Linked DNA regions of Homo sapiens: all the other regions are linked to region 1. A link is a loop called in an ENCODE intact Hi-C map of the cell type or tissue named here. Cell type or tissue: PC-9. All regions are shown on one strand. Region 1 holds the start of MIR200CHG (MIR200C and MIR141 host gene). Region 2 overlaps LPAR5 (lysophosphatidic acid receptor 5). Region 3 holds the start of ZNF384 (zinc finger protein 384).

Region 1 (8,000 bases):
GCAGGTCGCTTATTCATTTACTAGACTGGGCCCTGGGAATAAAAGATTCATTAAACACAATTCTTGTCCCCCAAGTCCTTACAGGAGACATGATTACGGTACAGCACGAAAGCGCCCACGTTAGAGGTTGCACAGAGTACAGAGGGGGAAAGAGTAGTCAGCTCTGCTGGTGACGGGGTTTGCAGTTCAAGGCTTCACAGTGGGTGAGGGTGCATTTCAGCTGTGCTGCGTCTTGTCTTCCTTGTCAGCCTGATTAACTCTCCTCCCCCCAGGGTAGTGCCAGGCTGTACACCATTGCACAGGGCATACAGGGAGGAACATGAAGGAGAAAATGCTTGGGAAAGGGTGTTTGGCCTTGACCAGCCACTGCTGACCTCAATCTCAGACCTACAGATGGTGAATATCTCCCTGCGAGTGTTGTCTCGACCCAATGCTCAGGAGCTTCCTAGCATGTACCAGCGCCTAGGGCTGGACTACGAGGAACGAGTGTTGCCGTCCATTGTCAACGAGGTGCTCAAGAGTGTGGTGGCCAAGTTCAATGCCTCACAGCTGATCACCCAGCGGGCCCAGGTCTGACTCCCACCACCATCTGCGTGGTGTCAGCCTTTCCTTCCTAGGCCCAGAGTATTGGGAATTAGGAAAGGCAGCTTATTAGAAAAGCATTGTCACCCTAGTGCCATTTCCACCTAAAAGCTGTGCTAATTGCCACTGTGAAATAAGGAGAGCCAGCATTAGAACTCGATAGCACTCGGTGTTAGGAAGCACAGAGGAAAATGGCCAAGTCTTGGCTTTTCCTGCACCTCTTCGAGCAGAGAGGCTTATGTTACAGGTTTGCCTGACAGGAAGCTAAGGCAGTGCATGTTGTATTGAGAGTGAAGGGTTAGGGGTCGCAACCTTCCTTTCAGCTCCCCAGTCCCCTCAAACCACCCCTCCCTTCCCCTCTTCACCCCTGCCCTCAGGTATCCCTGTTGATCCGCCGGGAGCTGACAGAGAGGGCCAAGGACTTCAGCCTCATCCTGGATGATGTGGCCATCACAGAGCTGAGCTTTAGCCGAGAGTACACAGCTGCTGTAGAAGCCAAACAAGTGGGTGAGTCGCAAGAGCCGTGGGGTGAGGGCTTCTGAGATGCAGGAGGAGGAAAGACTCCATGGGTGGGGCTCCTGACCCAGGACAGGGTCTCCCTGACTCTCTCCCACCACAGCCCAGCAGGAGGCCCAGCGGGCCCAATTCTTGGTAGAAAAAGCAAAGCAGGAACAGCGGCAGAAAATTGTGCAGGCCGAGGGTGAGGCCGAGGCTGCCAAGATGATATCCTTCTGCTGGAGAGATCTCAGCCCAGCCCCTAGGGCACCTGAGTTCCCCATTCTCCTTCATGGGCAGGCTGATGAGACTAAGGCGAATGCGACTCCGTGCTCTCTGGCCCTTGGCTCCTTGTTGGGGGTGGGGACTACAGATGAGATCTGAAATCTTAGTGGTAGTACCTGAGCCATGACTCCCCACTGTAAGGCCAGATCAATAGCATTGGTGGCCTTGCCTTCATTTCTGGTGCTGCCCCTAGTTCCTGGCAGCAGCCTGCAGGGAGGCCCACAGGTGGGGTCCACGGTAGGGCTGGGCACAAGCCACCTGAGCGCAACCTTGGATCTGACAGCCCAGAGGAGGACTGGAGCAAGGGAGTGTGGTAAGGACAGGGCCAGGGATTGAGACCTGCCCTTGCGTGTACCTTAACCCTCCTCACCTTGGAGAAGCACTGAGCAAGAACCCTGGCTACATCAAACTTCGCAAGATTCGAGCAGCCCAGAATATCTCCAAGACGGTGAGTGTGTCAGCCCAGCGTCTCTGATGGGGCTGCCTTGAGAAAGTGCTTTCAGTTAAGGCACATTGAGGTGAGGGAATTCGAACCTTGCTTGTTCCGGTTTCTACTCAGATTGGCTTCTCTGGCCGGCGCGGTGGCTCACGCATGTAATCCCCGCACTTTGGGAGGCCAAGGTGGGTGGATCACCTGAGGTCAGGAGTTCGAGACCAGCCTGGCCAACATGGTGAAACCCCATCTCTACTAAAAATACAAAAGATAATGAGCCCGCTGTGGTGGCGTTTAGCTATATTCCCAGCTACGCAGGAGGCTGAGGCAGGAGAATCACTTGAACCCAGGAGGCGGAAGTTGCAGTGAGCTGAGATCATGCCACTGCACTCCAGCCTGAGCAACAGAGCAAGACTCCGTCTCAAAAATAAATAAATAAAAAATTGGCTTCTCCGATACTCCTCCTGTCAAGAATGATTCCTCTGGGTTCCCTGACCTTTTGTTCTAATCATAGCTGCTGCTCAGCGCTCTGGATCCCTAAGTGCGAGCAGAAACCATGTGTTACTCATTGCTGCACCCCTGCCCTAATCTGCATGTGTTCCATGTTAAGTAGCTGCTGAATTGCAGGGGTCGGAATTGAGGTCTTTGCTTAATGCAAGCATCTGTCTTATTTCCTGCCCTGTAGATCGCCACATCACAGAATCGTATCTATCTCACAGCTGACAACCTTGTGCTGAACCTACAGGATGAAAGTTTCACCAGGTGAGAGATGTGGCCACACTGTGGGGTATCACCAAGAACGTGGGACCTGAGTCTGGTTGTTTGGGCTCTGGAGCCTGCTACAGCTATTCATATGGCTCAGAGACATTGAACCAAAATTAGAAAAGGGGGTGGTTGACAGTTTCTATCTTGCATCTCATAGGATTGATTTTATGAGATCAAATAGGATTATTCACATAAAAAGCACTTTAATTATAAAGTTTTCATCTAACCAAAAAGTGATGAAAGATGATACTCAGTTTTCTTACTCAAGAGCCCTCAAACTCCTCTGGTGAATGGAGGGATGTTAGGAAAGGAGATGAGAAATAGCAGTGGCCATGAGAACATGCCTCCTCCTTTCATGAGCCTGAGATTCCTGGCTGTCAACCCTGTTTATCTTTTCTCTTGGGAGCAAAGGAGGGTTCAAAGCTGAGTGGGGCCTGAAGCTGTCAATTAACATGTGCATTTCTCTTCTCTGTTTCTTGTTCATCTGGCGATCTGGCACCACAGGGGAAGGTAAGCTGTTGTTGCTTCTGTGGGGTCCTGCAGGCCACCTTCTCCAGTACCCGCCTCCTACCCTACCCCCTTTCCCACCTCCCCGAAGACAAACCCTCAATCAGGGTAGGAGGGTCGTAGAGGGAATGGCCTAGAGTGTCCTGCCTCTCACATTTATGTCCCCTAATAATGTCATTATCTATCTTTTTTTTCCTACAGTGACAGCCTCATCAAGGGTAAGAAATGAGCCTAGTCACCAAGAACTCCACCCCCAGAGGAAGTGGATCTGCTTCTCCAGTTTTTGAGGAGCCAGCCAGGGGTCCAGCACAGCCCTACCCCGCCCCAGTATCATGCGATGGTCCCCCACACCGGTTCCCTGAACCCCTCTTGGATTAAGGAAGACTGAAGACTAGCCCCTTTTCTGGGGAATTACTTTCCTCCTCCCTGTGTTAACTGGGGCTGTTGGGGACAGTGCGTGATTTCTCAGTGATTTCCTACAGTGTTGTTCCCTCCCTCAAGGCTGGGAGGAGATAAACACCAACCCAGGAATTCTCAATAAATTTTTATTACTTAACCTGAAGTCAAGGCTTCACGTGTTCATGAACTGGGTAACTGGCAGCAAGCATGCGCACGTTCACATGTGCGCTCCTGGGTCTGTCTTTGTGTGTGCCAGCAGGGGGCGCAAAAGAATCTGGCTGGGGCGGCTAAGGGGAAGCAAGGCCTGGGCTCCGAAACAGGACCCAAGCTGGGAAGGCTGGCCCTGAGTTCTCGAGGCCCAGCTGTGCTCTTCACACACCCTCCATTTCTCCCACATCACCCATTTTTTTAAGGCTGGACAGCCATGGCTTTGCTGAGCCAGATTAAAAATCTGATGACCCCAACAGGAGCTGCTTCCTTGGCAGCAGGGTTCCTTGTGGCTGTGGGGAGCCTGCCTGTGCCTGTTGAGGCACTTCTGTGCCCAGAAGCCCAGTGGATCGCGTGGCCTGCTGTAGGCCCCCCAGACTCCATTTCTCAGTCACCAGGCGTGAGGAGCTGCTAGCTAACAGGCCTCCCCTGGGGAGGTGGGCTTTTCATGCCCGCAGTTCCGGGGCCAACAGAACAGGTGCCTGTCTGTTCAGTCCACAGATAAGCTGACACTTATCTTCCCAAGACAGGCCTTCCCGAATCTCAGGCACCAGAGAAACAGAGCCACCGTTTATACCTGAATCTCCCACTACTGCCCATTTCCCATCCCTGCGGGGAGACAAGGAAGATGTGGAACTCAGACAAAACATAGGTGCAAAGTATGTCCAGGAACTGCCAAATGCAGATAGGGCAGCAGGTGGATCTGAACAGAGGGACTGGGTTAATCTGCTTCGATTTTTAAGATATTTTTCTCTGCTTGGGGTTGAGTATCATGAAAGACAAAGCAGACGTCGCAGCCCCAATCCTGAGTTGCTGGGAGGCTAAGATGAGATAAACAACTAGACAAAAGACAGGTCAAGTGACTTGGATCAGTCTTCCTCATGTTCCCCTTCACACTTTATTTATTTCATGCTCCCAAGGCGGGAAGACAATGGAGGTGCCTAGGGAACCAGTGTTTCCACATCTTGCTGCAGCTGTAAAGGCAGCCATTTTGTCTCCTTCCCATTGTTCCCCTTTGCCTAGTGATTCGTCCCCCATCCAGAGGGGTGAAGGTCAGAGGTTGTTGGTCAGTAGTCCTCCATGGTCTTCAGGGCTCCCTGAAGGTTACTGCCGAGAGAACCCACCCGGGAGCCATCTTTACCAGACAGTGTTAGGAGCTTCACAATTAGACCATCCAACACTGTACTGGAAGATGGACCCAGGGCCGGCCGACAGAGAACTACGGTGCGCGCTCACCAGTTGCTACAGGGGACCCTGGCCACAGGCCAGGTGAGGTCTCTTGAGAGGGGGCGAGCCAACCCCAAGCTCAAGGTCGACTGTGGGTTCTGGATCCACCAGGTGACAAATCGCACTGGGTGGGAGGAGGGGCTGGGGCCCATTGTGTCCCTTAGTGGCAGCCAGCCAACAAGAACCACCCCTTGTGCAACGCTCTCAGCTCAAGACGAGGGGCTTCCGGGGTGCGTGGGAAGTGGGGAGGGGGCTGCAGCCAGCTAAGGGCTGGGGACCTGAGGCGATGGATGTTGCTGACACAGGGACAGGGGCCTCCATCATTACCCGGCAGTATTAGAGACTCCCAACCGCACCCAAACACTGCTGGGTAAGACGAGGGCCCCCGCCCAGCCCGCCCACCTTGGGTCAGGCAGCTTCAGGCCCAGGATCCCTGCGGAAAAGCTGCAGATCCCTGGCTCCCATCCCCCCACCACCCGAGTCCCTGGGGACACTTCCTGGTGAGCCCTGCTGCCCGCCACCAGCCACACCCTGGGTCGCTGATCACGAGGCCCAGGTTGCAGTCCAAGCAGGCCCTCCGAAGCCCCTCGACCGTCGGCCCGCCGCCTCTGAGCCACCTTCCCCTACCCCCGGCAGCCTTTCCCGACCCGCGACACACACCGATTTACCCACCCTCATCCCCCCTCTGCAGTCCCAAGCTCAGCCCAGGACCTCTCCCCTGGTGGCCTTTACCTGTCACCGGGCCCACCTGCCCCCAGAGAGTGGGTGCTGGGGAGACGAAGGGGCTTTAAGGCCCCAGATTCCACGGCCTAGAGCCCGCCCTGGCCTCCGCTCTTCCTCCTTCCTTCTCCGCCTGCCGGGCAGCCAGCGCAGGCTCCTTACCTGGGCCCCGCCTGCCACCCTGCGCACAGGTGTGTCCTCCTGCCATAGGCTGCCCCCCCACTGCCTTAACCCCTTCCCTCCCAGCGCCAGCCACGGGCACCTCCTCTAAGGCTTGGCCACTCCTCTAGGCCTCCCACCCTCTCCCAGGGGCCTCTTTTCTCCAACCTGCCTAGTCTCACCCCTGTCTCCAGAGGTACAAAAAGCGGGGGCTGTCCTTGGGTCCCCTCCCCACAGCAGATGCTGCCCCCAGGACTAGCCCATTCCTCTGTGGCCTCAGACCCTGCCCACAGCGGAGCTGCAGGCCAGAGAGATCCCTGAGGTCAGCGAGGGGTCAGCTGGGCAGGAGTTGGGCTGTGCCGCCCCGCAGTGCCCAGCCTGTGCTGGGATCCCCTGAGGGAAAGGGGAGGGAGAAGGCCCCGCCAGGCCTGTGAAGGGCAGGCGGGTCCCAGCAAGGTGTCGCTAGTGTGAAGTTACCCACCGCTACCCAGAGACCCCAGCTGGCCCGGAGCATCAGCCTTGCCCCTCGATTGAGGCCTGCAGAGGGAACGATCGCGCTCCACTCTCCGGACCGAGCTGCTCCCGGACCCACCTCACAGCACAGCCCTCAGTGGAGTCCAAGTCCCACCCCAAGGGCAGGTAGCCCAAGGGCGGTTAGAGGAGGTGGGACTTGCCTTTGTGCAGCTGCGGCTTGTATAGAAAGGGCGTTGCTGGGAGAGGGGACCTGGGCCCGACAGGTGATTGCCCCACCCGTGCCCTGGAGGGCCACAGCCCCAGGGAGCTATTGGGTTGCTCAATCCCTCGCTGTTCTCTCTCCCAGGCTTTGTTTGCTTCCTTCTTAATACCCGCCTGCAATTATTTGATGCTTGTGATCGGTTTGTGAATCTGTCTCCCTGACCAGCCTCCTAAGTTCCAGGAGGTCGGGGGACTGTGAATGCCTGTGACGCCGGGGGCTCTGTAAGGATTTGCTGAGTAATGCACGCCCAGCCTCTGGGCTTTGGGACCTGTGCTGTCTCAGCCTTTCCAGGAGTGGGCGCCAGCACTTCCTGAGGGATGACTCCCACCGGCTTTACTCCCCAGGACACCAGTGTTTCAAATAAAGAAGAAACCCCACTCCTGACATGGGGGAAGGAAGAGGGGACAAAAAACAAAGCACTCTTCACGTCAGCCAGCTCTTCAAACTCTGCCCAAGAGGATAAGGGCAGCAGCGGCCTGGATGAGGGGAGGAGCTGGGCGTGCCCGGGTGCTCTGAGGAGCCTGTCCCTGTTCCCGCCAGAGGGGACGCAGCCGGGCTGGCCTCAGGTCTGCGCTTCCGGCTGTTAACTACTCTTCTTAGTTCAGATCTGGAACTCAGCATCAGGGGAGTGTGATCAGGGCCCCCCTGAGGGTGGCCCCAGCTGCAACTCCAGGGTAAGGAGTGTGGGCTCTGGGGTCAGACAGCCTGGGTTCGAATCCCAGCCTCACTGTTCCATAGCCCTGTGACCTTGGGCAAGTGACCAAGTTACTTAGTTTTTCTGTCCCTCAGTTTCCGCCACGGTAAAATGAGAATGACAGAAGTGCCTAGACTGAACTAACGTGTGTAGTCTTTTAGTGCCTGGGCACATGGCAAGCGTGTGATGAGTCACTGTGCCCGTCTTATCGTCAGCCGTCATCTCGGTGCTTTTCACAACCACCCTGTTATGATCGCCCTCCATTTTAAAGAAGGAGACTGGGGAGCTTCACCCACGGTCACCCTCCCACGTGCGAGGCGGAGTCCCGACCCACGTCCGTCTGACGGAAGGCGGAGCTTTCACGCGAGGCACGCACGGAGGCACACACAGTTACCCATCCTGCCCTGCCCTCTGGCCGCCCACTCACTGGGCAAGCAAAGGGCTCAGAGGCGACACACAGTGATCCCAGGGCTTTATTTACAAGAGGAGAAGGGTTGGCCCTGCCTGGGGCCTGGCTGGGCTATATACAGGGTCAGGGAGAGGTGGGGGGGATGCAGCCATTTAAATTACAAAAGAATGGGGCACTCCTAGGTTCAGGTTGTGAGTCTGTCCATCGCGAAATGCTTCCACAGGGTCAGGGCTGAGGCTGCCAAGAGAAGGGAGTGAGGGAGTGAGAGGGTAGCTGGAACCTGGAGGTGGAACAAGAGGGTCTGGGGCAGCTGGGAAGCACAGAATGAGGCTGCGGCCACCCCATCCACCCAGGGAAGGCAGTGGAGCCAAGGACACAGGGC
Region 2 (8,000 bases), 350 kb after region 1:
ATTACAGGCGCCTGCCACCACGCCCGGCTAATTTTTTTTTTTTTTTAGTAGAGACAGGATTTTGCCATGTTGGCCAGGATGGTCTCAACCTCCTGACCTCAGGTGATCCGCCCACCTCAGCCTCCCAAAGTGCTCGGATTACAGATGTGAGCCACCACGCCCAGCCTTATTTTTATTTTTTATTTTATTTTATTTATTTATTTTGAGATGGAGTTTCACTCTTGTTGCCCAGGCTGGAGTGCAATGGCGCGATCTTGGCTCACTGCAAACTCCACCCCCCAGGTTCAAGCAATTCTCCTGTCTCAGCCCCCTGAGTAGCTGGGATTACAGGCGCCCGCCCCTATGCCAGGCTAATTTTTGGTATTTTTTTTAGTAGAGATGGGGTTTCACCATGTTGGCCAAGCTGGTCTCGAACTCCTGACCTCAGGTGATCCACCTGCCTCGGCCTCCCAAAGTGCTGGGATTACAGGCGTGAGCCACCGCGCCTGGCTATTTTTATTTTTTGAGACAGAGTTTCACTTTTGTTGTCCAGGCTGGAGTGCAATGGCACAGTCTCAGCTCACTGCAACCTCTGCCTCCTGGTTTCAAGCGATTCTCCTGTCTCAGCCTCCCGAGTAGCTGGGATTACAGGTGTGCACCACCACGCCCAGCTAATTTTTGTATTTTTAGTAGAGATGGGGTTTCACCATATTGGACAGGTTGGTCTCGAACTCCTGACCTCAGGTAATCCACCCGCCTCGGCCTCCCAAAATGCTGGGATTACAGGTGTGAGCCACTGCACCTGGCCCTGTATTTTTTTGTAGAGATGGGGTTTCGCCGTGTTGCCCAGGCTGGTCCCCAACTCCTAGGTTCAAGCAATTGGTCTGCCTTGGCCTCCCAAAGTGCCAGGATTACAGGTGTAAGCCATTGCACCCAGCCAAGATTAATTTTTTTGAAGTCACACAACTAGGCAAGTTAGCAAAACCAAGATTTAAACCTAGGCATCCGAGTCCCTGCCTTCAAACCTGGGTGTTTAACACTATACTATATAGTCCTGCCGTAGGAACCTATTCTAGCCCAATGGCAGACTTGAGGCTGAGAAAAGATTCAGAAGGCCTGCCAGTGGAGCTAAACATTTGTGTGTGCAGCCCTGTCTCTGTATAACTTCCGGCTTGCCTTCCTATTCCAGGTCTCTGCTGCTGATGAAGCTGTGACCAAACGCACCCAACCCTTGGCAGCCATCTGTCCCTGCAGCCATAGCCCACATTCCCATGACCTCCCTCTGCTTGTTTTGGGACCATGTCTGTACAGCCTCTAGGCCCCAGCCCCGGAGGTGAATGCCATGCCATGATTCTGGTGTGCTCCATGGCATCCCCAGCCTAGCTCCCAATCCCACTTTGGCACGATGTTAGCCAACAGCTCCTCAACCAACAGTTCTGTTCTCCCGTGTCCTGACTACCGACCTACCCACCGCCTGCACTTGGTGGTCTACAGCTTGGTGCTGGCTGCCGGGCTCCCCCTCAACGCGCTAGCCCTCTGGGTCTTCCTGCGCGCGCTGCGCGTGCACTCGGTGGTGAGCGTGTACATGTGTAACCTGGCGGCCAGCGACCTGCTCTTCACCCTCTCGCTGCCCGTTCGTCTCTCCTACTACGCACTGCACCACTGGCCCTTCCCCGACCTCCTGTGCCAGACGACGGGCGCCATCTTCCAGATGAACATGTACGGCAGCTGCATCTTCCTGATGCTCATCAACGTGGACCGCTACGCCGCCATCGTGCACCCGCTGCGACTGCGCCACCTGCGGCGGCCCCGCGTGGCGCGGCTGCTCTGCCTGGGCGTGTGGGCGCTCATCCTGGTGTTTGCCGTGCCCGCCGCCCGCGTGCACAGGCCCTCGCGTTGCCGCTACCGGGACCTCGAGGTGCGCCTATGCTTCGAGAGCTTCAGCGACGAGCTGTGGAAAGGCAGGCTGCTGCCCCTCGTGCTGCTGGCCGAGGCGCTGGGCTTCCTGCTGCCCCTGGCGGCGGTGGTCTACTCGTCGGGCCGAGTCTTCTGGACGCTGGCGCGCCCCGACGCCACGCAGAGCCAGCGGCGGCGGAAGACCGTGCGCCTCCTGCTGGCTAACCTCGTCATCTTCCTGCTGTGCTTCGTGCCCTACAACAGCACGCTGGCGGTCTACGGGCTGCTGCGGAGCAAGCTGGTGGCGGCCAGCGTGCCTGCCCGCGATCGCGTGCGCGGGGTGCTGATGGTGATGGTGCTGCTGGCCGGCGCCAACTGCGTGCTGGACCCGCTGGTGTACTACTTTAGCGCCGAGGGCTTCCGCAACACCCTGCGCGGCCTGGGCACTCCGCACCGGGCCAGGACCTCGGCCACCAACGGGACGCGGGCGGCGCTCGCGCAATCCGAAAGGTCCGCCGTCACCACCGACGCCACCAGGCCGGATGCCGCCAGTCAGGGGCTGCTCCGACCCTCCGACTCCCACTCTCTGTCTTCCTTCACACAGTGTCCCCAGGATTCCGCCCTCTGAACACACATGCCATTGCGCTGTCCGTGCCCGACTCCCAACGCCTCTCGTTCTGGGAGGCTTACAGGGTGTACACACAAGAAGGTGGGCTGGGCACTTGGACCTTTGGGTGGCAATTCCAGCTTAGCAACGCAGAAGAGTACAAAGTGTGGAAGCCAGGGCCCAGGGAAGGCAGTGCTGCTGGAAATGGCTTCTTTAAACTGTGAGCACGCAGAGCACCCCTTCTCCAGCGGTGGGAAGTGATGCAGAGAGCCCACCCGTGCAGAGGGCAGAAGAGGACGAAATGCCTTTGGGTGGGCAGGGCATTAAACTGCTAAAAGCTGGTTAGATGGAACAGAAAATGGGCATTCTGGATCTAAACCGCCACAGGGGCCTGAGAGCTGAAGAGCACCAGGTTTGGTGGACAAAGCTACTGAGATGCCTGTTCATCTGCTGACTTCTGTCTAGGCTCATGGATGCCACCCCCTTTCATTTCGGCCTAGGCTTCCCCTGCTCACCACTGAGGCCTAATACAAGAGTTCCTATGGACAGAACTACATTCTTTCTCGCATAGTGACTTGTGACAATTTAGACTTGGCATCCAGCATGGGATAGTTGGGGCAAGGCAAAACTAACTTAGAGTTTCCCCCTCAACAACATCCAAGTCCAAACCCTTTTTAGGTTATCCTTTCTTCCATCACATCCCCTTTTCCAGGCCTCCTCCATTTTAGGTCCTTAATATTCTTTCTTTTTCTCTCTCTCTCGTTTCTCTCTTCTCTCTCCTCTCCTCTCCTCTCTCTTCTCCTCTTCTCTCTCTCTCCCTCTCTCTCCTTTGTCCAGAGTAAGGATAAAATTCTTTCTACTAAAGCACTGGTTCTCAAACTTTTTGGTCTCAGACCCCACTCTTAGAAATTGAGGATCTCAAAGAGCTTTGCTTATATTTTGTTCTTTTGATACTTACCATACTAGAAATTAAAGCGAATACATTTTTAAAATAAATACACATGCACACATTACATTAGCCATGGGAGCAATAATGTCACCACACACACTTCATGAAGCCTCTGGAAAACTCTACAGTATACTTGTGAGAGAATGAGAGTGAAAGGGACAAATAACATCTGTGTAGCAGTATTATGAAAATAGCTTGACCTCGTGGACTTCCTCAGAGGGTTGGTCCCTGGATCACACTTTGAGAACCATACTTGTCCTGAAGTATTGGAGTTCATGTCTAACTTCTTCCCAGGGCATTATGTACAGTGCTTTTTATTACTGTGGGGAGAGGGCAGTGCTAAATAAATTAATCACTACTGATAGTCTTCATGGCTCAGGGTTTTCCTGCGGCCCTAGGAGTAGTACATAAAATGGAACACTACCCTGGGCATATCAGAGCAGCAGCCCTGGGGCAGGGATGGAGACTGGGGGGTGGAACTAGTCATACACTCAGGCAGAGGGGATGGGGCTTCTCTGGGGGAGGGAAAAGGGAACTGTGCCACAGCCAGGAGAGAAAAGTTTATGGGGAAGTTAAGAGTGAGATGGGAGGACAGGAATAGGCTGTCCATTCTCAGCACGCTGGAAGCAAGGGAAATGGGCCACCTACTAGTCCTTCCCTCTTTTTTTTTTTTTGTTGAGACAGGGTCTCGCACTGTCACCTGGGCTGGAGTGCAATGGCGCGATCTCAGCACACTGCAACCTCTGCCTCCCGGGTTCATAGGATTCTCCTGCCTCAGCCTCCCAAGTAGCTGGGATTACAGGTGCACACCACCACACCCGGCTAATTTTTTGTATTTTTAGTAGTGATAGGGTTTCACTATGTTGGCCAGACTGGTCTCGAACTCCTGACCTCAGGTGAATCTGCCTGCGTCCCAAAGTGCTGGGATTACAGGCATGAGCCATTGTGCCCGGCTATTCCTTCCCTCTTCACCCAAGTTGGGGGCTCGGAGGGGCTGCAGAGTTGGCACTTGTGGACATCTTCAGACCCTGGCATTACTGAAGGAGCTGTTGCCCTGTGTGCGTCCTATAGCATTTCTGTCCCTATGTCTCAATACTGTATTTTTATCTGTGTGTGCACGCACTCTGTGTGTGTGAGAGAATGTGTGTGTGTGTGTGTGTGAGAGAGAGAGAGAGAGAGGTGTGTGTGTGTGTGTGTGTGTGTGTGTCAGGGTTCTCCGTTTGTGTCTGTTTTAGTCCAGGGTAGCCTTTTGTGTGTGCCTTTATGCCAAGTGCTCCAGATGGTGATTTACAGGGGTAAAATGACCCCTGGTGGCCAAATCAGAGAACTGACCCAGATTCCTCAGGGATAGCCATGAAATCTGGGCCTTTCTCCATCTGGGTGGAGATTGGAGCCTGGAGCCCGGCACTTACCTCCAGCCGCTCTGGAAGAGGCCTGGTGATTAGCACCTGCTCCATCTCTCTTCATCTTCAGGGTTCAAGACCTGTGCCCTTCCTGTCCTGAGAGCACTGGCAGCGCCAAACCTCGTAGTCCAAAATCTTAGCACTTTGCCCTATTCAAACAGAATCAAACACAATTTTTAAAGATTACTTGAGTACTTTTATAGGCAGGTACGTGAGTTCCAAAGTAATTACAACTCACGGCATGTATCACTTTTCAACATACTATATAATTTATTTATTCTAATTTTTATAGTTTATCATCTCCGCCACCCCGTCCTATATCCTAGGTAGAATGTAAGTTCTGTGGGGGCATGGATTTTTGCTTGATTCTCTGATGATCCCCAGCATCTAAAACAGTGCCTGGCACAGAGAAAGTGCTCAGTAAATATTTGTTGAATGAATGAACAGTCAGATCTTGCTGTGAAGTAGTTTACAATCTAGTGAGAACCATAGAACAAGTAAACAAAAACTATAATGCCAGGCAGAAAACACAAGAATGCAGGGTAAGGTGCTGGCAGTTGGTTTAGTGGGCAATGGGAAGCCCACGGAGGCTCCTGAGTGAGGTTTTGCTCACACTGACAAACTGTGTGGAATAAACTGTAGGAAAATGATGGGGGGGGAAAGTCTAAAGAAACGAAAGACTGGTCAGGGGGCCATTACAATAGCCCAGGACAAGTGTGGCCATGGCCTGTGGAAGAGCTAGATGGCAATACATTGTCTCTGATGTGAAATCTCTGGTGTCAAAGCCCTGGTGGACTATTTCCCCCCATTCAGATATCCAAAGGCTTTCCATCAAGAGAACAGAGAGGCAAGAATAGATTAGGCCATTTTCATAGGGTTCCCCAAGACTAAGAGAGCAATATGAAGTCCAGAGCCCTCACCCCATGCCCTGAAGCTGCTCTATTTAAGGTCTATGAAAATCCAAAGATAGAGAAGGGGAAAATCTTAGACAGACGGGAATGAGCATTAGCAGTTTTTGTTGTTGTTGTTGTTTTTGAAATGGAGTTTCACTCTTGTTGCCCAGACTGGAGTGCAGTTGGTGGTCTCTGCTCACTGCAACCTCCGCCTCCCAGGTTCCAGCTATTCTCCTGCCTCAGCCTCCTGAGTAGCTGGGATTACAGGCGCCCGCCACCATGCCCGGCTAATTTTTGTATTTTTAGTAGAGACAGGGTTTCACCATGTTGACCAGGCTGGTCTTGAACTCCTGATCTCAGGTGATCCACCCACCTCGGCCTCCCAAAGTGCTGGGATTACAGGCGTGAGCCACTGCACCCGGCCTTTTAGCAGGTTTAAAAAATACTCTTCTGTATGCCAAGATTTCAAGTTAGCGCTTAAGATGCATTATCTTCTTTATTATATTAAATAATATAATCTGAGTTGGAGATGATGTTCATCCCTTTTACAGATGAAACACCCTGGAGAATCTGAGGTCTTAAGGTCACACAACTAGAAAGTGGCTCAGTCTGTAATTTGGCTCCCAAACTCCTGCTTTTTGCAGTATACCTCTCCTTCCTGGGACTTTCTTTCCTGTTACATACCACCCCGGGTTTCCTTCCTTCTCCTCCCCTCCTCATGTAGCCACCTCTTTCAACTGCCTGGCTTGCCTTGAATCTGCTGCATCATCTTGGTCCTCCTCTTCCCAGTTCTTCCTCCATGCCCCTAATCCACTTGCCCTACAGCACACCCGCCCCTTCCCTCTCCGTTTGTCTCAGCCCCCTGTTTATTGAACACCATGTGGCTGTAGGGGTTGGGGAGGTTGAGAGCTGGCTCACTCAAGGTTCTAATTGTGTTGGGCCCTAAAATACACCACATCGAGGGCCCACACACAGGCAGAATGCCTTAAGACTTCAGGCAGTTGGCCATGACTCCCCTCCCCCAGCCTGTGATGTACCCTACATCTCCAAGGCAGCACTCCTGATTGTGTACACTGAGCAGGGACCATCCCTTGGTTCACCCTTCCTCAAAGTCTGTCTCCTCGGTAGGATGGTCCCTCCACATGGTGAGAGGAGCTGGGAAGAGTAACAATCATTATTATTATTTTTTTTTTTTTGAGATCGAGTCTTGCTCTGTCACCCAGGCTGGAGTGCAGTGGCACGATCTCGGCTCACTGCAACTTCTGCCTCCCAAGTTCAAGTGATTCTCCTGCCTCAGCCTCCCGAGTAGCTGGGACTACAGGCACGTGCCACCACACCCAGCTGATTGTTTTTATTTTTAGTACAGACAGGGTTTCACCAGGTTAGCCAGGATGGTCTCCGTCTCCTGACCTCATGATCCGCCCACCTCGGCCTCCCAAAATGCTGGGATTACAGGCATGAGCCACCGCTCCTGGCCTTAATTTTTTTTTTTTTTTTTTTTTTTGAGACAAGGTCTTGCTCTGTCATCCATGCTGGAGTGCAGTGGTGCCATCTCGGCTCACTGCAACCTCCCCCTCCCAGATTCAAGTGATTCTCCTGCCTCAGCCTCCTTAGTAGCTGGAATTACAGGCGTGCGTCACCACGCCCAGCTAATTTTCGTATTTTTAGTAGAGACGGGGTTTTACCATGTTGGCCATGCTGGTTTTGAACTCCTGGCCTCATGTGATGTGCCTGACTCTGCCTCCCAGAGTGCTGGGATTACAGGTGTGAGCTACCACACCCGGCCACAATCATTAATCTTAAAACAAATTTAGGAGAGCCAGGGCAGAGGTAAGGGATATCAAAGGAGGGCAGAGATTCTTCCTTCTTGGTCCTCAACCATCCTGAAGATGGAATTCCCTCGAGGCTGCCACCTGGAGTCCCATGGAAGAAACGGGGAACGGAAGGTTAATCTCACACAGGAAGGCCCTGGACAAGTTGGGGTAATTCTCACCATGTTGTCCTTGCCAGAGGAGCACGGAAAGTCCTGGAAGGTGAACTTTCTCACTCAGGGTTTGGGGAATCCCAAAGGCTCCAGAACTTTGGAATCAAACAAATCTGGGCATTAATTTCAACTCTCTCACTTCTTGGCAATGTGGCTTCAACAAATTTCTTGACCTCTCTGAGCCTCTGTTTTCTCCCATTTCTCTGTGAAATGGGGCTCATAATATCCACTTATTGGGTTATTGTGAGGGTCAAGGAGCCCACCTTTGAAAGGTACTCTAGATGCCCCA
Region 3 (8,000 bases), 280 kb after region 1:
CCGGAAGTGACTCGGCTTCTGCACGCCCCTCTTTCTCCATTAGCGCCCCCCCTACATTGCTATTTCCCTCCCTCCCCCCTTTTCGTTTCCGGCGCTCCCGCCTTCTCTCCGCAGAGCTCTTCTCTGAGCCTGTTGGGGGGAGGGAGGGGGGCGTGGAGGAACTGGGGTTCGCGGGAGCACGAGCTGCAGCACCACTTCCGGGTGAGTGCAAGGGGAGGGCAGCAAGGAGGGGGGGCCACCCACTACCTCGCGCCCCCGCCCTGCGGGTGTCTCGCGCGCGTTCCGTGCGTGTGAGTGTGTGGGTCTGTCTCGCTCCAGAAGTGCGTGCCCGCGCGCTGCGCCTTGCGCTTTTTCCCCTCCCTCGCCCCTTCCTGGTCCTCCCACCCTCCTCGGCTCCCTCCTTTCCCAGCAAACGCCGCCCCTCCCGCGCCCTGGCTCAGGCTCTGGCGCCGCCGCAGCCGTCGCCGCCCGGTGAGTCTCGCGCCGCTACAGCCGGCGCGCGCCAAGCTGCTTGCTCCTCCCCCCTCCCCTTTTCCTTGGGCAGGCGGGGAAGGGGGGGTCCACGATGTGACTGTGTGTGTGTCCGTCCCGGAACCGGAAGTGGTTGTGGAGGAGCGGGCGATGGGAAGGAATGGGGGGGTTTAGGGGGCGGGTGCCTGTCTGGTGGGTGGCAGAGTTCAGCTCCCTGGAGGGGAAGGAGGGACGTCCCAAGGAAGGGTCTTTGAGAAAGGGGTAGGGGACGACATCAGGAGAAGGCTCCCAGGAACTGTCTCAGGGGAGCGAAGGTTTTGAGGGGACAGCTGGGGTCTCCAGTAGATAGACCACGGTGCAGGCTGAGGGAGGTACTTCTTGGCACAAGGCCTCGGGTAGGCAGGGGGCGAAGTCCTCGAAGAAGTGGGGGGAAGGCTAGAGGAAGTGGCTGGGCCTGAACTGGCACTGTGCCTGCCACAAGGTCTTGTGCATCCCCCAGCCCTCAGCTTTGCCTTCTGAAGCCACTCCTCAGGGGCACAGACCCTCCTCCTCCTCCATCTCTAATGTTCTCTGACCCCTGGTTACCTGTGGCCTGGGAACGAACAAGGACCAGTCTCTGAGCCTAGGAGTGAAACCCAAACGCTGGTGATAGAATTCGTCTTAGTTTCTGGGAATTGGATTTATTTCTCTTGTATCCACGTAGAGGGTAGCACTAGACTGCTGTTATTATATCCACCCGTCTTTGGATTGCTGGCTGGGGGGTCTGCCTGCCTTCCAGACTGACTGCTGACAAATAATTCCTGAGGTTCTCCACAGTTCTCTGGTGGCTGCACCCTGCCTGGCCCCTGTAACCTAGACAATTTGTTTACAGAAAGTTCAGGAGCCCTGGAAAGGAGAAGGAATAAGACGGCAGGAGGAAGAGAGAGAGAGGGTAAGATGATTTTTGGGTTAATGGCTTTTCTGGTTTTGGGGGAGAAGGGGTCACAACCAAATGGGGCGTGTGTGTGTTTCACAATGTGATAGAATACTTAAAGTAATAGCAATTGTAATGCTGAGATTGTTGTGGAGAGAAATCAGTTTTTTTCTATTATCTCTTGAGGGTCAGGAAGTTTTTGTGTAAAAAGTTGGCGCTATCCCCCATCACTTTCCATTCCTACTAATGCTCATCAGGAATGAAATATGAAATGCTCAGGTGAAGCCACTGAATAGTGTTGCCTTGTGTCCAAAGGGGAAATCTTTATTCTGCTTTGGGACACAAAGACCCTAAATGCCAATATAGTCCTTATGGAATTGCTTTCCTGTGTCTGGAACAAGCAGAGCTGAGTTTAGAATGGAGTTCCTATCCCAAATAGTCCAGTGGAGTGTTAGAAGTGGGTCTGTGGAGTGATTAGAATCTGTGACACAGGGTTATTTGAATTTGGTATGGCAAGATGAAATTTTCAGGGGAAAAAAAAAACTGCTTCATGGTTAGTCTGGAGTGAAGTGGATAAAACTGTACGGAGTAGACTCCAGAAGTAGGTCTGGAAGAGTTTCGGGTAGCCTGAAAATGACAGTGAGTGGACCTAAAGAGTTTGAGTTCAGAACTTATGATCCCAGAGGTTGGTTTATAAAATGCCCTGTGGGTTTCTGAGCCAAGTTGTTGATTAAATATTGGGTACATATCTCTTCTTCTCCAGTCTTATTTATTTATTTTGGCCTCACATTCCCCAGATCCATCATTTATAGTGGAACAGACAGGGCAAGGAGAACCACCGTGCCGTCCCTCCCACAGGATGCAGGGTAAAGTGGTCCGGTGGTGCCCAGGCTAGAAGCTGTTGGCCCAGGTTGCCAGCTGTGTGGTGGTAGCAGTCCTGTTTAGTTTGTTTGTGTATGGTGTGATGATGTTTCCCAGTAACATTGGGGTGCATTTGTTCTGAGTTACTTGTACTTGGAAGAGTTTATGGATACTGGCGGGAAAGCGTCACATCCTACTGGGATGGCCCTTCTTGAATGTCTTTAGACCCTGAGAGAAAGAGATTTTGTTTCCTTTTGGAGAAACAAAAAAAACTTTCTCTGTGTTTCTTCATTTCAAGTCTTGAGCTAAGGTAACCTTTCTGCAGTTGTGTGTTTTGGAATGGTTTCTCAATAGCGTCTTAAGTTCTTTCTGTAGTTGAATTCAAGTTGATTGTTTTTTTCCATCTTTTTCTTGTTGATGCTACTTGTAGATGATTTCTAAACCGGAGGCTATAGATTTGTTACTTTTGGGTAGTTCCTTTGTAATTATGTAGTCCTTATGTAATTTTCACTAATTGTCGCTAATAGTCCTCATCTTGTGGAAGTGTTTCTGTAACTCTTCTTTTCAGGAGCACTTGGGGCATTTCATTCTTTCTCTTTTTTGTGCTGCCTTTATCTCATCACCATATGCCTTACAAACTTATTTATACAGGCCTCATCCTCTTCCATCCTCCATCCTGATAGAAACCTAGTAAAATGGTTAATTCATCCACTTAAATAGTTAAGAGTCATCCACTGATATAGGACCTAGAATTAGAATTCACAAGTCTTGGCCGGGCACGGTGGCTTACGCCTGTAATCTCAGCACTTTGGGAGGCTGAGGAGAGCGGATCACCTGAGGTCAGAAGTTCAAGACCAGCCTGGCCAACATAGCAAAATCCCGTCTCTACTAGAAATACAAAAATTATCCAGATGTGTTGGCAAGCGCCTGTAATCCCAGCTACTTGGGAGGCTGAGGCAGGAGAATTGCTTGAACCCAGGAGGTGGAGGTTGCAGTGAGCTGAGATCACGCCATTACACTTCAGCCTGGGCAACAAAATGAGACTCTGTCTCATAAAAAAAGAATTCAGAAGTCTTGATTCCCAAGGCCATTCTCTAGCTACTGAACTTGATGAGTGTATTTCATGGTTTTCTAAGGGTTGGTTGTGTTAAGGGAATGCTGTTTTCTTGGGGAAAGAAAATCATGCTTTATTTGAAAAAACAACAGTAAAAAAACAATTAGTGGGTTCTGGGAAAGAGATGGTGGTCTTCACCATATCTGCCAAAAACACCTGCTGGAGGCCATGTCATCTTTATCCCTGGATGGTTGGTAGCATTACGGAAGGATGTGGTCAGATAGACAAAGCTCTGGGCCAAGAGTTCAAGTCCTACCGTGTTTCACGACTATTATTAATACTTGATAGTGTCTCTCTTCTTTATCTCCTGAGGGCTTCTGAGATTTGAGATTGGAGAAGGAATATGTAGTTCCTTGTGTCTCTTAAGAGAAAATTACTCTCCAACTTAATTAGAGTAAACCTGCCTTCTTTTTTTTTTTTTTTTTTTTTTTTTGAGACTGAGTCTCGCTCTGTCGCCCAGGCTGGAGTGCAGTGGTCTGATCTCCTTTCACTGCAACCTCCACTCCACCTCCCAGGTTCAGGCAATTCCCTGTCTCAGCCTCCTGAGTAGTTGGGATTACAGGCGCATGCCACCATGCCCAGCTAATTTTTTGTATTTTAGTAGAGATGGGATTTCACCATGTTGCCCAGGCTGGTCTTGAACTCCTAAGCTCAGGCAGTCCACCTGCCTCGGCCTCCCAAAGTGCTAGGATTACAGGTGTGAGCCACCTCGCCCAGCAGTAAACCTCCCTTCCTATTAACAGAACAGTTGAGGCTTGGTGCAATAGTAAAGTTGATATGAGAACCCAGATTTTCAGCCTGCCAGCATTTTTCTTTCCACCAAATTATATCTTTCCTTCTCTTCTGTTTTTTCTTTCCTTTCTATTTCTTTTTCTTTTTTTCTTTTTGAGACAGGGTCTCACTCTTTTGGCCAGACTGGAGTGCAGTGGCGTGATAATGGCTGACTGCAGCCTCGACTTCCTGGGCTCAAGCAATCCTCCTGCCTCAGCCTCCCAAGTAACTGGGACTACAGGTGTGAGCCACCATGCCCGGCTACTTTTTTAATTTTTTGTAGATACAGGGTCTCCCTATTTTGCCCAGACTGTTCTTGAATTCCTGGGCTCAAGTGATTCTCTTACTTTGGCCTCCCAAAGTACTTTCTTTAAATATATAGGCATAATCATTAAAATTGGCACTCTCTGTGTAGACATGAGTTTTCTGTGTAACATCAGTGGGCTTCTTTGGGTGATAAGAATGTTGATATGTGCCTGATTGAATGTTGGGATGATTTGGAGAAATTTCCTCCACGAAAGATAGAGTAAGCGGTAAAACAGACAGTAAGCAGATATTTGAGTGATCTGGCCCCAGAACGCCCTGTTACACAACTCTAGGGGGCGCCATTTACATTGTATTCTAGCAATAGTTTTGATTCTTAGCTCTCCATTGATCTCATTTCAGGAGTACAAAGATGAAGTCAGCCTCATCAGTAGCACAGTGGCATAGCATTTCTCAGGTGTCATTTTGCTGGTAAAGGTTGCTTATAGTTGGATGAGCAGTTCTCTCTGTGGTCTCCCTTTTGGGCTGACCTATTTATCGGAAGCTGGTAACGCATATGTAGTGTCTTGTCCTTGGACCAGACACACCAGTTTATTGGATGCAATAAACTAGGCATCCAAGTAAGTGGAGGGGCTTTTTATTTATTTTCCTTTGTAAAGTCCGGCCTCTTTATTCAGGCTCTGTCATCCTAAAGTAAGTTATCTTGGTAGCTAAGTGAGGTTTCACAGAATAAGGAATATGACCTTGAACTGCATGTCATTTTGCTGTTATCAAAAACTTCAATTTTGAAAACATTTTTTGAGAACTAGCTGGAAAATAGTTCATTCCTGGAAATATTCTAAATTTTATTTCCTGGATCAAGCCATAACATCAGAAAGTGTGTACTACAGTTATATGGTTTTGGTTCCTTGTAGAACCCCTTTCCTTAACTTGCCCTTTGGTGCCTGGATTCACATTCCTGCTTTGCTATTTACTGTTGGACTCTGTGCCTCCAGTTTCCTCATTTCAAATGGGAATTACAGTACCTACCTCATTGTTGCAGGGACTAAATGATGTAGTAGTTGTAAAGTGCTTAGAACACTACCTTGAACACAATAAGTGCTTAATAAGTTTTAATGATAATGATAGTGGTGATATTGTCCACCAGTTTTTTTTTTTGAGACGGATTCTCACTCTGTTGCCCAGGCTCGAGTGCAGTGGTGCGATCTTGGCACACTGCAACCTCCACCTCCCAGGTTCAGGTGATTCTCCTTTCTCAGCCTCCTGAATAGCTGGGACTACAGGCGTGCGCCACCATGCCTGGCTAATATTTGTACTTTCAGTAGAGACAAGGTTTCACCATCTTGGCCAGACTGGTCTTGAACTTCTGACCTTGTGATCCACCTGCCTTGGCCTCCCAAAGTGCTGGGATTGCAGGCATGAGCCACCGTGCTCAGCCTCCTCCTTCCTACGTTTTCACATCCATAGTGCATTTACTTTACTTCCTTGATTCTTTTTTTTTTTTTTTTTTTTTGAGACAGGGTCTTGCTCTGTCACCCAGGCTGGACTGTGGTGGTGCAATCTCGACTTACTGCACTCAGGTGATTCTCCTGCCTCAGCCTCCCAAGTAGCTGGGACTACAGGTGTGTGCCACCACACCTTGCTAATTTTTGTATTTTTATTAGAGATGGGGTTTTGCCGTGTTGGCCAGGGTGATCTTGAACTCCTGAGCTCAAGTGACCCACCTACCTCGCCCTCCCAAAGTGTTAGGATTACAGGCATGAGCCACCACACCCAGCCAACTTCCTTGATTCTTTTGGGAAAATTATACATTGGCCCTTTCTTTCGTTTATTCTCCCTCCTAATTATTATTTTTAATCTTTTTTATTTTATTTTATTTTTTTTTTGAGACAGTCTTGCTCTGTTGCCCAGGCTGCAGTGCAGTGGTTAGATCTCGGCTCGCTGCAACCTCCACCTCCTGGGTTCAAGCAATTCTCCTGCCGCAGCCTCCTGAGTAGCTGGGATTACAGGCGTGTGCCACCATGCCTGGCTAATTTTTGTATTTTTAGTAGAGATGGGGTTTCACCATGTTGACCAGGCTGGTCTCAAAGTCCTGACCTCAAGTGATCCACCTGCCTCAGCCTCCCAAAGTGCAGGAATTACAGGCATGAGCCACCACACCCATTCTCTCCATCTTAATTCTCTACTTAATTCCCACCATTTATCACCACTCTTATCTCTTGTCTGTCATTTCTTTCCACTAGAAGGTTAGACAGGGATTATGCATTGAGACTTGAACCCCTAGCATTGTCTGCAAAATCTATATGTAGGTAGTCTACCGTTGTTCAATTCATTAAATATGTAATTGTGTCTTAGGTGATAAAGTCGTATGTTGGGGATATTTGTAAGATACAGATGTAAAAGATGTGATTGCTCCTTCCCAAAAAGTTTGGCAAGATTGAATTCTCTTAAACTGTGATCTGATTGTATCTTGATTCTGTTGCCTGAAAACGTGAGACTCCCATCTTTGCTTTGTTTTGTTTTTTGTTTGTTTTTGAGACAGGGTTTCTCTCTGTTACCCAGACTGGACTGCAATCTCTACTGACTTCAGCCTCTGCCTCTCGGGCTTAAATGATTCTCCTGCCTTAGCCTCCCAAGTAGCTGGGATTACATGCACCTGCCACCATGCCTGGCAAATGTTTGTATTTTTTGTAGAGATAGGGTTTCACCATGTTGCCTATGCTGGTGGACTCAAGCAATCTGTCCACCTCAGCCTCTCAAAGCGCTGGGATTACACACATGAGCCACCGCAACTTGCATGTTTTGTTTTGTTTTGTTTTGTTTTGTTTTGTTTTGTTTTGTTTTGTTTTGTTTTGGAGTTGGGGTCTTGCTCTGTTACCCAGGTTAGAGTACAGTAGTGTGTTCATAGCTCACTGCAGTCTTGAACTCCTGGGCTCAAGCAGTTTTCCCACCTCAGCCTTCCAAATACCTAGGATTATGGGTATGCACGACCGCACTCACCTCTTTTTTTTTCTTTTTCTTTTTTTTTTTTCAATTTTTTTTTTTTTAGAGACACGGTCTCAAATATATTGCTTAGCCTGGTCTCAAACTCCAGACCTCAAGTGATCCTCCTGCGTAGGCCTGCCAAAGTGTTGAGATTACAAGCATGAGCCACCACACTCAGCCGTAAGACCCCTTTGTAAAGCTATGGCTGGAAGGACCAAGTTAGTACCTGTATCAGATACTGATTAGTTTTATTGTGTTTTATAACTCAGAAAACAGAATTGATGTATACTTGATCTTTGGTCATTTAATAGCGAGCCTGTTTATGTGAAGCTGTTGTAGTCACAGATTTGGTACATTGCACCCTCGCTACTTTTTAAAAAGGCTGAAATACAGTTTTTCCCTTTATAGATTTTATGAAAATTGGGGGTGCTGTTTAATAGAACAAAAAAAGTGATGTTTTCTATAAAAGGATAAGGAACAGAGTTATGTTAGAGTAATTTTCAGCTTCGGCGCCTTTGTTGAAGATCCTTCCCTGTTTCCTTAGTACTTAAAACTGAGTTTCTGTGCCCAGCCTACCCTTTAGCTCTCAGTATCTTAGTGTTTGCCTCCAGTGTATCCTCA

The links. A loop is a pair of places that touch in the nucleus more often than their neighbours do. Peaks named below come from ENCODE experiments on the same cell type or tissue, not always from the same donor. Only the 100,000 strongest peaks of a DNase experiment are listed, where the experiment ranks them.
Region 2: it touches region 1 in a loop (2.3-fold over the local background); 4 of 110 quality-filtered maps call a loop at or near these places.
Region 3: it touches region 1 in a loop (3-fold over the local background); 8 of 110 quality-filtered maps call a loop at or near these places.

Annotation. Positions count from the first base shown.
Region 1 is chr12:6,960,981-6,968,980 of GRCh38, reverse strand. PTPN6 (protein tyrosine phosphatase non-receptor type 6) reads right to left here. Exons shown (of 16, transcript NM_002831.6): 16 at 7,665-7,855. PHB2 (prohibitin 2) reads left to right here. Exons shown (of 10, transcript NM_001144831.2): 4 at 386-570; 5 at 960-1,089; 6 at 1,202-1,305; 7 at 1,733-1,810; 8 at 2,481-2,557; 9 at 3,065-3,070; 10 at 3,269-3,654. The coding sequence ends at 3,296. It overlaps MIR200CHG (MIR200C and MIR141 host gene), which reads right to left and starts at 5,736. Exons shown (of 2, transcript NR_135032.1): 1 at 5,633-5,736; 2 at 4,534-4,780. MIR200C (microRNA 200c) reads right to left here and starts at 5,282; the gene lies at 5,215-5,282. It also overlaps MIR141, LOC105369634 and SCARNA12. RefSeq lists enhancers at 1,418-1,918, 3,990-4,039, 5,822-6,623, 6,865-7,074, 6,883-7,401 and 2 more. In PC-9, CTCF peaks have their summits at 3,516, 3,716 (motif pointing right), 6,748, 6,949 and 1 weaker place; DNase peaks (open chromatin) are centred at 3,720, 5,840, 6,640 and 7,400; H3K4me3 peaks cover 5,835 bases; H3K27ac peaks cover 6,070 bases.
Region 2 is chr12:6,614,633-6,622,632 of GRCh38, reverse strand. It overlaps LPAR5 (lysophosphatidic acid receptor 5), which reads left to right. Exons shown (of 2, transcript NM_020400.6): 2 at 1,169-3,798. The coding sequence starts at 1,385. The coding sequence ends at 2,503. LOC105369631 (a long non-coding RNA gene) reads right to left here. Exons shown (of 4, transcript XR_007063192.1): 2 at 7,721-7,806; 3 at 4,844-4,983. Among named protein-coding and RNA genes, the nearest start is that of CHD4, 11 kb to the right of the region's middle. RefSeq lists enhancers at 1,730-2,250, 2,251-2,772. In PC-9, CTCF peaks have their summits at 4,502, 4,758 (motif pointing left) and 7,918; a DNase peak (open chromatin) is centred at 4,752; H3K27ac peaks cover 229 bases.
Region 3 is chr12:6,681,569-6,689,568 of GRCh38, reverse strand. It overlaps ZNF384 (zinc finger protein 384), which reads left to right and starts at 194. Exons shown (of 12, transcript NM_001385745.1): 1 at 194-471; 2 at 1,343-1,402. RefSeq lists silencers at 76-155, 236-345 and an enhancer at 1-342. In PC-9, a CTCF peak has its summit at 4,728 (motif pointing right); DNase peaks (open chromatin) are centred at 528 and 4,766; H3K4me3 peaks cover 2,896 bases; H3K27ac peaks cover 1,447 bases.